Linked DNA regions of Homo sapiens: region 1 is linked to region 2. Evidence: read pairs that join two places in POLR2A ChIA-PET (ENCODE). Cell type or tissue: GM12878. All regions are shown on one strand. Each heading gives the region's core, and the rest is flanking DNA. Links, peaks and the distances in the headings are about the cores only.

Region 1 (5,369 bases), core at 196-5,195, 49 kb after region 2:
GCAGAGGCGCCCCTCACCTCCCGGACGGGGCGGCTGGCTGGGCGGGGGGGCTGACCCCCCCCACCTCCCTCCCGGACGGGGCGGCTGGCCGGGCAGAGGGGCTCCTCACTTCCCAGTAGGGGCGGCCGGGCAGAGGCGCCCCTCACCTCCCAGACGGGGTGGCTGGCCGGGCAGGGGGGCTGACCCCCCCCACCTCCCTCCCAGACGGGGCGGCTGGCCGGGCAGGGGGCTGACCCCCCCACCTCCCTCCCGGACGGGGCGGCTGGCCGGGCGGGGGGCCGACCCCCTCACCTCCCTCCCGGATGGGGCGGCTGGCCGGGCGGGGGGCCGACCCCCCCACCTCCCTCCCGGACGGGGCGGCTGGCCGGGCAGAGGGGCTCCTCACTTCCCAGTAGGGGCGGCCGGGCAGAGGCGCCCCTCACCTCCCAGACGGGGCGGCTGGCCAGGCGGAGGGCTGACCCCCCCACCTCCCTCCCAGACAGGGCGGCTGGCCGGGCGGGGGGCTGACCCCCCCACCTCCCTCCCGGATGGGGCGGCTGGTTGGGCAGAGGGGCTCCTCACTTCCCAGTAGGGGCGGCCGGGCAGAGGCGCCCCTCACCTCCCAGACGGGGTGGCTGGCCGGGCAGGGGGGCTGACCCCCCCCACCTCCCTCCCGGACGGGGCGGCTGGCCGGGCAGGGGGCTGACCCCCCCACCTCCCTCCCGGACGGGGCGGCTGGCCGGGCGGGGGGCCGACCCCCTCACCTCCCTCCCGGATGGGGCGGCTGGCCGGGCGGGGGGCCGACCCCCCCACCTCCCTCCCGGACGGGGCGGCTGGCCGGGCAGAGGGGCTCCTCACTTCCCAGTAGGGGCGGCCGGGCAGAGGCGCCCCTCACCTCCCAGACGGGGCGGCTGGCCAGGCGGAGGGCTGACCCCCCCACCTCCCTCCCAGACAGGGCGGCTGGCCGGGCGGGGGGCTGACCCCCCCACCTCCCTCCCGGATGGGGCGGCTGGTTGGGCAGAGGGGCTCCTCACTTCCCAGTAGGGGCGGCCGGGCAGAGGCGCCCCTCACCTCCCAGACGGGGCGGCTGGCCGGGGGGAGGGCTGACCCCCCCACCTCCCTCCCGGACGGGGCGGCTGGCCAGGCGGGGGGGCTGACCCCCCCATCTCCCTCCCGGACGGGCTGGCTGGCCGGGCTGAGGGGCTCCTCACTTCCCAGTAGGGGCGGCCGGGCAGAGGCGCCCCTCACCTCCCGGACGGGGCGGCTGGCCGGGCGGGGGGCTGACCCCCCCACCTCCCTCCCGGACGGCACGGCTGGCCAGGTGGGGGGCTGACCCCCCCACCTCCCTCCCGGACGGCACGGCTGGCCGGGCGGGGGGGCTGACCCCCCACCTCCCTCCCGGATGGGGCGGCTGGCCGGGCGGGGGGCTGACCCCCCCCCACCTCCTTCCCGGACGGGGTGGCTGCCGGGCGGAGACGCTCCTCACCTCCCAGATGGGGCGGCTGCCGGGCGGAGGGGCTCCTCACTTCTCAGACGGGGTGGTTGCCAGGCAGAGGGTCTCCTCACTTCTCAGACGGGGCGGCCGGGCAGAGACGCTCCTCACCTCCCAGACGGGGTCTCGGCCGGGCAGAGGCGCTCCTCACATCCCAGATGGGACGGCGGGGCAGAGGCGCTCCCCACATCTCAGACGATGGGCGGCCGGGCAGAGACGCTCCTCACTTCCTAGATGTGATGGCGGCTGGGAAGAGGCGCTCCTCACTTCCTAGATGGGATGGCGGCCGGGTGGAGACGCTCCTCACTTTCCAGACTGGGCAGCCAGGCAGAGGGGCTCCTCACATCCCAGACGATGGGCGGCCAGGCAGAGACACTCCTCACTTCCCAGACGGGGTGGCGGCCGGGCAGAGGCTGCAATCTCGGCACTTTGGGAGGCCAAGGCAGGCGGCTGGGAGGTGTAGGTTGTAGTGAGCCGAGATCACGCCACTGCACTCCAGCCTGGGCACCATTGAGCACTGAGTGAACGAGACTCCGTCTGCAATCCTGGCACCTCGGGAGGCCGAGGTTGGTGGATCACTCGCGGTTAGGGGCTGGAGACCGGCCCGGCCAACACAGCGAAACCCCGTCTCCACCAAAACCAGTCAGGCGTGGCGGCGCGTGCCTGCAATCGCAGGCATTCGGCAGACTGAGGCAGGAGAATCAGGCAGGGAGGTTGCAGTGAGCCGAGATGGCAGCAGTACAGTCCAGCTTCGGCTCCGCATGAGAGGGAGACCATGGGGAGACGGAGACGAGGGAGAGGGAGAGGGACAGGGAGAGGGAGAGGGAGAGGGAGGTGTCCATCTTTATTTCAAGGGCTTTCAAAACAGCCTGTTTGTAACCTTCATTATTAGCCACTGAGAGCTCCATTAAAGCAGCCCATTAGCTTTCTGGATCAGAGCACGGTGGGACCTTGCCTCACCTTGGCAGACATTCTTAAGTGTCATTTCCCCGAAACACTTAGTTCCTGTTCTGCTAGACCTGGCTTTTTGAAGTCTTGAAATGATAGTCATCAACAAAATTACAAAGGTCGGGCCGGGTGCAGTGGCTCACACCTGTAATCCCAGCACTTTGGGAGGCCGGAGCGGGCGGATCACAAGGTCAAGAGTTCAAGACCAGCCTGGCCAACATGGTGAAACCCTCTCTTTACTAAAGATACAAAAATTAGCCCGGTCTGGTGGCACATGCCTGTAATCCCAGCTACTCGGGAGGCTGAGGCAGGAGAATTGCTTGAACTTGGGAGATGGAGGTTGCCGTGAGCTGAGATCGCATCATTGCACTCCAGCCTGGGTGACAGGGCGAGACGCCGTCTCAAAAAAAAAAAAAAAGAAAAGAAAAAGGCCGGGCCTGGTGGCTCATGTCTGTAATCCCAGCACTTTGGGAGTCCAAGGCGGGCGGATCACGAGGTCAGGAGATCAAGACCATCCTGGCTAACACGGAGAAACCCTGTCTCTGCTAAAAATACAAAAAATTAGCCGGGCGTGGTGGTGGGCGACTGTAGTCCCAGCTACTCAGGAGGCTGAGGCAGGAGAATGGCATGAACCTGGGAGGCGGAGCTTGCAGTGAGCTGAGATCACACCACTGCACTCTAGCCTGGGCGACAGAGTGAGACTCTGTCTCAAAAAAAAAAAAAAAAAAAAAAATTAGAAAGCTCAAGGAGCAGATCTACATCTTTTTAGTTCCCACAGGGACAAACTTGCCCACAGCAGGTTCTTAGTATATGGTGGGACATAATGAAGAAATAATAATAATTTATTTATTTATTTATTTATTTATTTTTGAGTTGGAGTCTTGTCCTTTCGCCCAGGCTGGCATGCAGTGGCACCATCTTGACTCACGGCAAACTCCACATCCTGGGTTCAAGTAATTCTCCTGCCTCAGCCTCCCAAGTAGCTGGGATTACAGGTGTGCGCCACCACGCCCGGCTAATTTTTTGTATCTTTAGTAGGGACGGGGTTTCACCATGTTGGCCAGGCTGGTCTCGAACTCCTGACCTCGTGATCCACCCGCCTTGGCCTCCCAAAGTGCTGGGATTACAGGCATGAGCCACCACGCCCAGCCTGTAATGAAGAAATTATTAATCACTAACTGTATGTCTGCCACTGTGTTGGGCATTGTGTGATGGGAGACAGAAAACAAATACATAAACTCATTCTGCCCATGGCATCATTATCTTCATTAATAATTTCCTTTTCACAGTGATTCTGAGAGGTCAGGTTCAAAATGATAAATGGTAACACAACCAGTAAGTGGTACAGCCAGGTTAATTCACATCTCCAGTTCCAAAGTCCAGGTGCTTTCTTCTTGATCAAGAGGAAGATCTTTTTGATGACTTTGTAGGAGGGTGAAATTTTTGTGAGGAGATAAGAAACAACTGAGAACCAATTCAAGAGAACAGATCCACGTGTCCCCAGTCATGTCAGCCACAAGTTCTTCCAGTGCTCAGAGCTAGTGCTGAGGGAGACTGAGCATGGAAGTATCTGGGAGAGGCTTCCTGTGAGTGAGAGGGTGAGGATGGTGGCTGGAGTGGGCAAGATGGGGAGGCCCAGACTGAAGAGATTGGGCTGACCCTATAGATAGATATTCGAAAGATATTTGAGCAGGTACATGGAACTAGTAAAATGACAGTTTTGGAAATTACCTTAAGTTCAGTGTACTTTATCTTAGGACAGAGGGGTGAGATGGAGGGGCATGCATTGGGAGAAGTTGCAGTCATCTTTAATCTGGAGGATTTCAGGCCAGGTGTGGCGGCTCATGCCTGTAATCCCAGCACTTTGGGAGGCAGAGGTGGGTGGATCATTGGAGGTCAGGAGTTTCAGACCAGCCTGGCCAACATGGTGAAACCCCATGTCTACTAAAAATACAAAAATTAGCGGGGCGTGGTGGTGCATGCTTATAATCCCAGCTACTCCGGAGGCTGAGGCACAAGAATCACTTTAACCCAGGAGGCAGAGGCTACAGTGAGTTGAGATGGCGCCACTGCACTCCAGCCTTGGATGACAGAGCGAGACTCCATCTCAAAATAAATATCTCTCTCTCTCTCTATCTATCTGTCTATCCATCTGGAGGGCTTTGAATGCTAGTTTGAGGTTAGCCAGAACTCTGGCTTCCTTAGTACGAAGTCCAGGGAGATGGTTTTAGGTGGTGGCCACGGGAAATAGAGGCTGATGAAAGGACATCTCTTGTCTCTTCTGGCTTCTGCAGACAGAGCAGCTTTGCCTTTACCTAGTCATGTATTGTGGGCTGGTATAAGATTCATTCAAAAATGGCTTCAGGCTGGACGCGGTGGCTCACACCTGTAATCCCAGTACTTGGGGAAGCTAAGGCAGGTGGATCACCTGAGGTCAGAAGTTGGAGACCAGTCTGACCAACATGGCAAAACCCCATCTCTACTAAAAATACAAAAATTGGCCAGGCATGGTGGCGCACATCCCAGCTACTCGGGAGGCTGAGGCAGGAGAATCGCTTGAACCTAGGAGGTGGAGATTGCAGTGAGCCGAGATCGCACCACTGCACTCCAGCCTAGGTGACAGAGCAAGATTCCATCTCAAAAAAAAAAAAAAAAAATGGCTTCAGTACTGAAAACACGCACACACAGTACCCGTTTCTAAATGGCTTCAGTACTGAAGACACGCACACACAGTACCCGTTTCTAAATGGCTTCAGTACTGAAGACACGCACACACGGTACCCGTTTCTAAATGGCTTCAGTACTGAAAACGCGCACACACGGTACCCGTTTCTAAATGGCTTCAGTACTGAAGACACGCACACACGGTACCCGTTTCTAAATGGCTTCAGTACTGAAGACACGCACACACAGTACCCGTTTCCAAATGGCTTCAGTACTGAAAACATGC
Region 2 (5,369 bases), core at 139-5,138:
AGTGGCCTGATCTCAGCTCACTCCAACCTCCACCTCCTGGGTTCAAGCAATTCTTGTGCCTCAGCCTCCCAAGTAGCTGGGACTACAGGCATGCACCACAACGCCCAGCTAATTTTTGTATTTTTGGTAGAGATGGGGTTTCGCCACGTTGGCCAGGCTGGTCTCAAACTCCTGAGCTCAAGGGATCTGCCCACCTTGGCCTCCCAAAGTGCTGGGATTACACGTGTGAGCCACTGTGCCTGACTTAATTTTTTTTTTCTTTTTTTTTTTTTTGAGACGGAGTCTCACTCTGTCTCCCAGGCTGGAGTGCAGTGGCGCATCTCGGCTCACTGCAAGCTCCGCCTCCCAGGTTCACGCCATTCTCCTGCCTCAGCCTCCTGAGTAGTTGGGACTACAGGTGCCCGCCACCACACCTGGCTAATTTTTTGCATTTTTAATAGAGATGGGGTTTCACCGTGTTAGCCAGGATGGTCTCGATCTCCTGACCTCATGATCCACCCGCCTTGGCCTCCCAAAGTGCTGGGATTACAGGCGTGACCTAATTTTTTTAAAAAGATACCATATTATACATACCACGCAGTGACTTTATTTTTTCACCTAATCACTTTCTGAGGCATCTGTCCCTTCAGTACCCTTAGCTCTGCTTCATTCATAGAAAATGAGCACATGGCATTGATTAATTGTATTAACCTGTCCTCTTTTGATGGGTATTTGTGGTGGTTCACTCTTCTCTTATTATTATTATAAGCAATAGTGAGGTGAATTACCTTATGTATGTCTTTGTAAGCTAGTTTTTAAAAACCGTGAGTGGAATTGAGCATGGTGGCTCATGCCTATAATCCCAGCACTTTGGGAGGCTGAGGCCAGTGGACCACCCGAGCTCAGGAGTTCGAGACCAGCCTGGCCATCGTGGCAAAACCCCATCTTTACTAAAAGTACAAAAATTAGCTGGGCATGGTGGCACACGCCTGTAGTCCCAGCTACTCTGGAGGCTGAGGCAGGAGAATCCTTTGAACCTAGGAGGCGGAGCTTGCAGTGAGCCAAGATCGCGCCACTGCACTCCAGCCTGGGCGACAAAGCGAGACTCCATCTCAAAAAAAAAAAAAAAAGAAAAAAAACTATGAGTGGGTTAGGAGGAGTGACATGTTAGTAACCTGCAGAACCATGAAAAGAAATTTAAAGTGATTGACAGGCCAGTGTGGTGGCTCATGCTTGTAATCCCAGCACTTTGGGAGGCCAAGGTCAGCAGATTGTCTGAGCTCAGGAGTGCAAGACCAGCATGGGCAACATGGCGAAAACCCGTCTCTACTGAAATACAAAAAATTAGCTCGTTTGGGTGGCGTGTGCCTGGAGTCACAGCTACTCAAGAGACTGAGGCACGAGAATAACTTGAATGCATGAGGTGGAGATTACAGTGAGCAGAGATCATGCCACTGCACTCCAGCTTGGGTGATATAGCAAGACTGTCTCAAAAAAATTTTTAAAAAATCAGCACCATCTGTCACTGCTTTTCTGTGTTCCTTATTACCTTTTTCCTGACTAATTTCTCTTACTCATCTTTTGCTGTTGTTATGACTCCCCTCTTCAGATTTCAGCTAAATTAATATCCTGTGTTCCTGTTAAGTACTAGGAATATTATTAGGCATTTACTTATTTTATAAGTTTAATTTCCTATGTTTGTAAATAAGACATTACTACTTTTTAGTAATAAAAATATTTTTCATTCTGGTGAATGAAAAAAATTAAAAATAATAATTTTCAATTCACTTCATGGTGTTTGAAAAGTCAGATTTTGGGAGACCAAGGGAGGAGGATCACCTGAGCTCAGGAGTTCAAGACTAGCTAGGGTAACATAGTGAAACCGTGCCTCTACAAAAAATAAAAAATTAGCCAGGCATAGTAGTGGAGCATGTCTGTAGTCACAGCTATTTGGGAGGCTGAGGTGGAAGGATCACTTGAGCCTGGGATGTTAAGGCTGCAGTGAGCCATGACTGTACCACTGCATTCCAGCCTGGGCAACAGAGCGAGACCCTGTCTCCAAAAAAAAGTCAGATTTTTATTTTACTTTAACATCTTTAATCGGTAAAATCAATATTAAAAAATTTTTAACCTCATTTCTAGTTTAAGTAGCTCTGAGATTCTGACCTGAAAAAGCCAAATATATCTATTTTCCCTCTTTTTAAGTTTTTTTGATTGTTTAAGAGACAAGGTCTTGCTCTGTTGCACAGACCAGAGTGCAGTGACACATTCACGGCTCACTACAGCCTTGACCTCTGGGGCTCAAGCGATCCTCCCACGTAAGCCTCTGGAATAGCTGACACCACAGGTGCGTGCCTCCATACTTGGCTAACTAAAAAAATTTAGGGGGGGCTGGATGTGGTGATTCAGGCATATAATCCCAGCATTTTGGGAGGCCGAGGCAGGCAGATCACCTGAGGTCAGGAGTTTGAGACCAGCCTGACCAACATGGAGAAACCCCATCTCTACTAAAATTACAAAATTAGCTGGGCGTGATGGCACATGCCTGTAATCCCGCTACTCAGGAGGCTGAGTCAGGGAAATCGCTTGAAGCCGGGAGGCAGAGGTTGCGATGAACCGAGATCACACCATTGCTCTCCAACCTGGGCAACAAGAGCAAAACTCCGTCTCAAAAAAAAAAGAAAAAAAAAATTTGTAGAGCTGGGTACAGTGGCTCATGTCTGTAATCCCAGCATTTTGGGAGGCTCAGGTGAGGATTACTTGAGCCCAAGGGTTTGAGAACAGCTTGGGTAATACAGTAAGACATTGTCACACATTTTTTTTTCTTATTTTTTGGGTAGAGATGGAGTTTTTAATTTAATTTAATTTAATTTAATTTAATTTAATTTAATTTTATTTTATTTTGAGACGAAGTCTCACTTTGTTGCCCATGTTGGAGTGCAGTGGCTCGATCTCGGCTCACCACAACCTCTGCCCCCTGGTTCAAGCGATTCTCCTGTCTCAGCCTCCCAAGTAGCTGGGACTACTGGCGTGCACCACCATGCCTGGCTAATTTTTGTATTTTTAGTAGAGATCGGGTTTTACTATGCTGGCCAGGCTGGTCTCGAACTCCTGACCTTGTGATCCACCTGCCTCGGCCTCCCAAAGTGCTGGGATTGCAGGTGTGAGCCACCGTGTCCAGCTTTTTTTTTTTTTTTTTTTTTTTTAATGTATTTGAGACAGGCTCTTACTCTTTCGCCCAGGCTGGAGTACAGTGGTGCAATCTCAGTTCACTGGAACCTCTCCCTCCTGGGCTCAAGCGATCCTCCCACCTCAGCCTCCCAGGTAGCTGGGACTACAAGAGCATGCCCCCGCTATGCCTGGCTAATTTTTTATTTTTTGTAGAGATTGGGTTCCACCATGTCACCCAACCTGGTCCTGAACTCCAGCAGTCCAACTACCTCAGCCTCCCAAGGTGCTGGCATTACAGGCATAAGCCACCACATCCAGCCCTAGATGGAGTCTTGCTATGTTGCCCAGGTTGGTCTTGAACTCCTGGCCTCATGCAGTCCTCCTACCTTGACCTCTGAAAGTGTTGGTATTACAGGCATGAGCCACCATGCCTGGCCTCTATTTTTAATCTATCTTGGTGTTTACTTTTTCTTTTTTTTCTTTGAGAGGGAGTCTTGCTCTGTCATCAGGCTGGAGTGCAGTGGTGCAGTCTCAGCTCACTGCAACCTCTGCCTCCCGGGTTCAAGCAATTCTCCTGCCTCAGCCTCCTGAGTAGCTGGGACTACAGGTGCGTGCCACCATGCCCAGGTAATTTTTGCATTTTTAGTAGAGATGCGGTTTCACCATGTTGGCCAGGATCTCTTGACCTTGTGATCCACCCGCCTTGGCCTCCCAAAGTACTGGGATTACAGGTGTGAGGCACTGCGCCCGACCGATGTTTACTTTTTTTTTTTTTTTTTTTTAGTAGAGACGGGGTTTCACCATGTTAGCCAGGATGGTCTCGATCTCCTGACCTTGTGATCCACCCGCCTCAGCCTCCCAAAGTGCTGGGATTACAGGTGTGAGCCACCACGCCCGGCTGTACTTTTTCATGAGACGGCAAGAATATGTGATTTGGGAAGAGATGTTAGCTCCAACATCATCATATATATATATGATTTTTTTTTTGCCGTAGATTTTACTATGAGCAGCGATTACTACGGAAGGTCTTCGAAGAATGGAAAGAGGAGTGGTGGGTTTTCCAGCACGAGTGGAAACTCTGTGTTCGAGCTGACTGTCACTACAGGTCAGGTTTCATGTTACACTCCTTCAGTTTTACTGATGCACATTATCAGATGATTATTTGTTGGCGTGTTTATGGTCAAAAGAAGCAAACTTTGGGTCACTTTTGGTTTTTCTTCAAATCCTTTTTGGAGTTAGCAAGATCAGAGTTCCAAATTAAACCCAAGCATGCATGCACATGCTGGGCACGTGCACACAGACACACACACACACCTCCCACACCTCTAATTCAGGTAACCATTATGTATTGGTTATGCTAATACTTTGAATGGGATTTTCCCACCGATTTTCATTTCTATATAATTTCTCATTCTGAAAGTATTCTGGGTTTTTTGTTTGTTTGTTTGTTTTGTTTTGTTTTGAGACAGAGTCTCACTCTGTTGCCCAAGCTGGAGTGCAGTGGCACGATCTTGGCTCACTGCAACTTCCGTCTCCTAGGTTCAAGCGATTCTACTGCCTCAGTCTCCCAAGTAATTGGGATTACAGGCATGTGCCATCACGCCTGGCTAATTTTTGTAGTTTTAGTAGAGACAGGGTTATTTCATGTTGGCTGGGCTGGTCTTGAACTCCTGACTTCAGGTGATCCGCCTGCCTTGGCCTCCCGAAGTGCTGGGATTACAGGCATGAGTCACCGCGCCAGGCCTGTTTTTTTTGTTTTTTTTTGTTTTTGAGATGGAATTTCGCTCTTGTTGCCCAGGCTGGAGTGCAATGGCGCCATCTTGACTCACTGCAACCTCCGCCGCCTGGGTTCAAGTGATTCTCCTGCCTGAGCCTCCCTAGTAGCTGGGATTACAGGCATGTGCCACCACGCCTGTAATGGCGTGTAATGATGAGGTTTCTCCATGTTGGTCAGTCTGGTCTCAATCTCCTGACCTCAGGTGATCCTGCCACCTTGGCCTCCCAAAGTGCTGGGATTACAGGCATGAACCACCACACCCGGCCTTGTTTTAAAAATAATAAATTGTGGCCGGGCATGGTGGCTCATGCCTGTAATCCCAGCACTTTGGGAGGCCGAGATGGGCGGATCACGAGGTCAGGAGATCGAGACCATCCTGGCTAACATGGTGAAACCCCGTCTCTACTAAAAAATACAAAAAACAAAATTGGCTAGGCGTGGT

The links. Peaks named below come from ENCODE experiments on the same cell type or tissue, not always from the same donor. Only the 100,000 strongest peaks of a DNase experiment are listed, where the experiment ranks them.
Region 1: POLR2A ChIA-PET joins it to region 2 with 8 read pairs; 4 of 35 experiments call an interaction of 5 or more read pairs at or near these places.

Annotation. Positions count from the first base shown.
Region 1 is chr22:31,591,726-31,597,094 of GRCh38, forward strand. All of the region lies in intron 15 of SFI1 (SFI1 centrin binding protein), which reads left to right. Among named protein-coding and RNA genes, the nearest start is that of MIR7109, 27 kb to the right of the region's middle. RefSeq lists enhancers at 1-108, 918-1,726. In GM12878, for the core only: no CTCF peak of the experiment used is centred there; no DNase peak of the experiment used is centred there.
Region 2 is chr22:31,542,717-31,548,085 of GRCh38, forward strand. It overlaps SFI1 (SFI1 centrin binding protein), which reads left to right. Exons shown (of 33, transcript NM_001007467.3): 5 at 4,145-4,255. Among named protein-coding and RNA genes, the nearest start is that of SFI1, 49 kb to the left of the region's middle. RefSeq lists an enhancer at 4,680-4,739. In GM12878, for the core only: no CTCF peak of the experiment used is centred there; a DNase peak (open chromatin) is centred at 4,445; H3K27ac peaks cover 1,652 bases.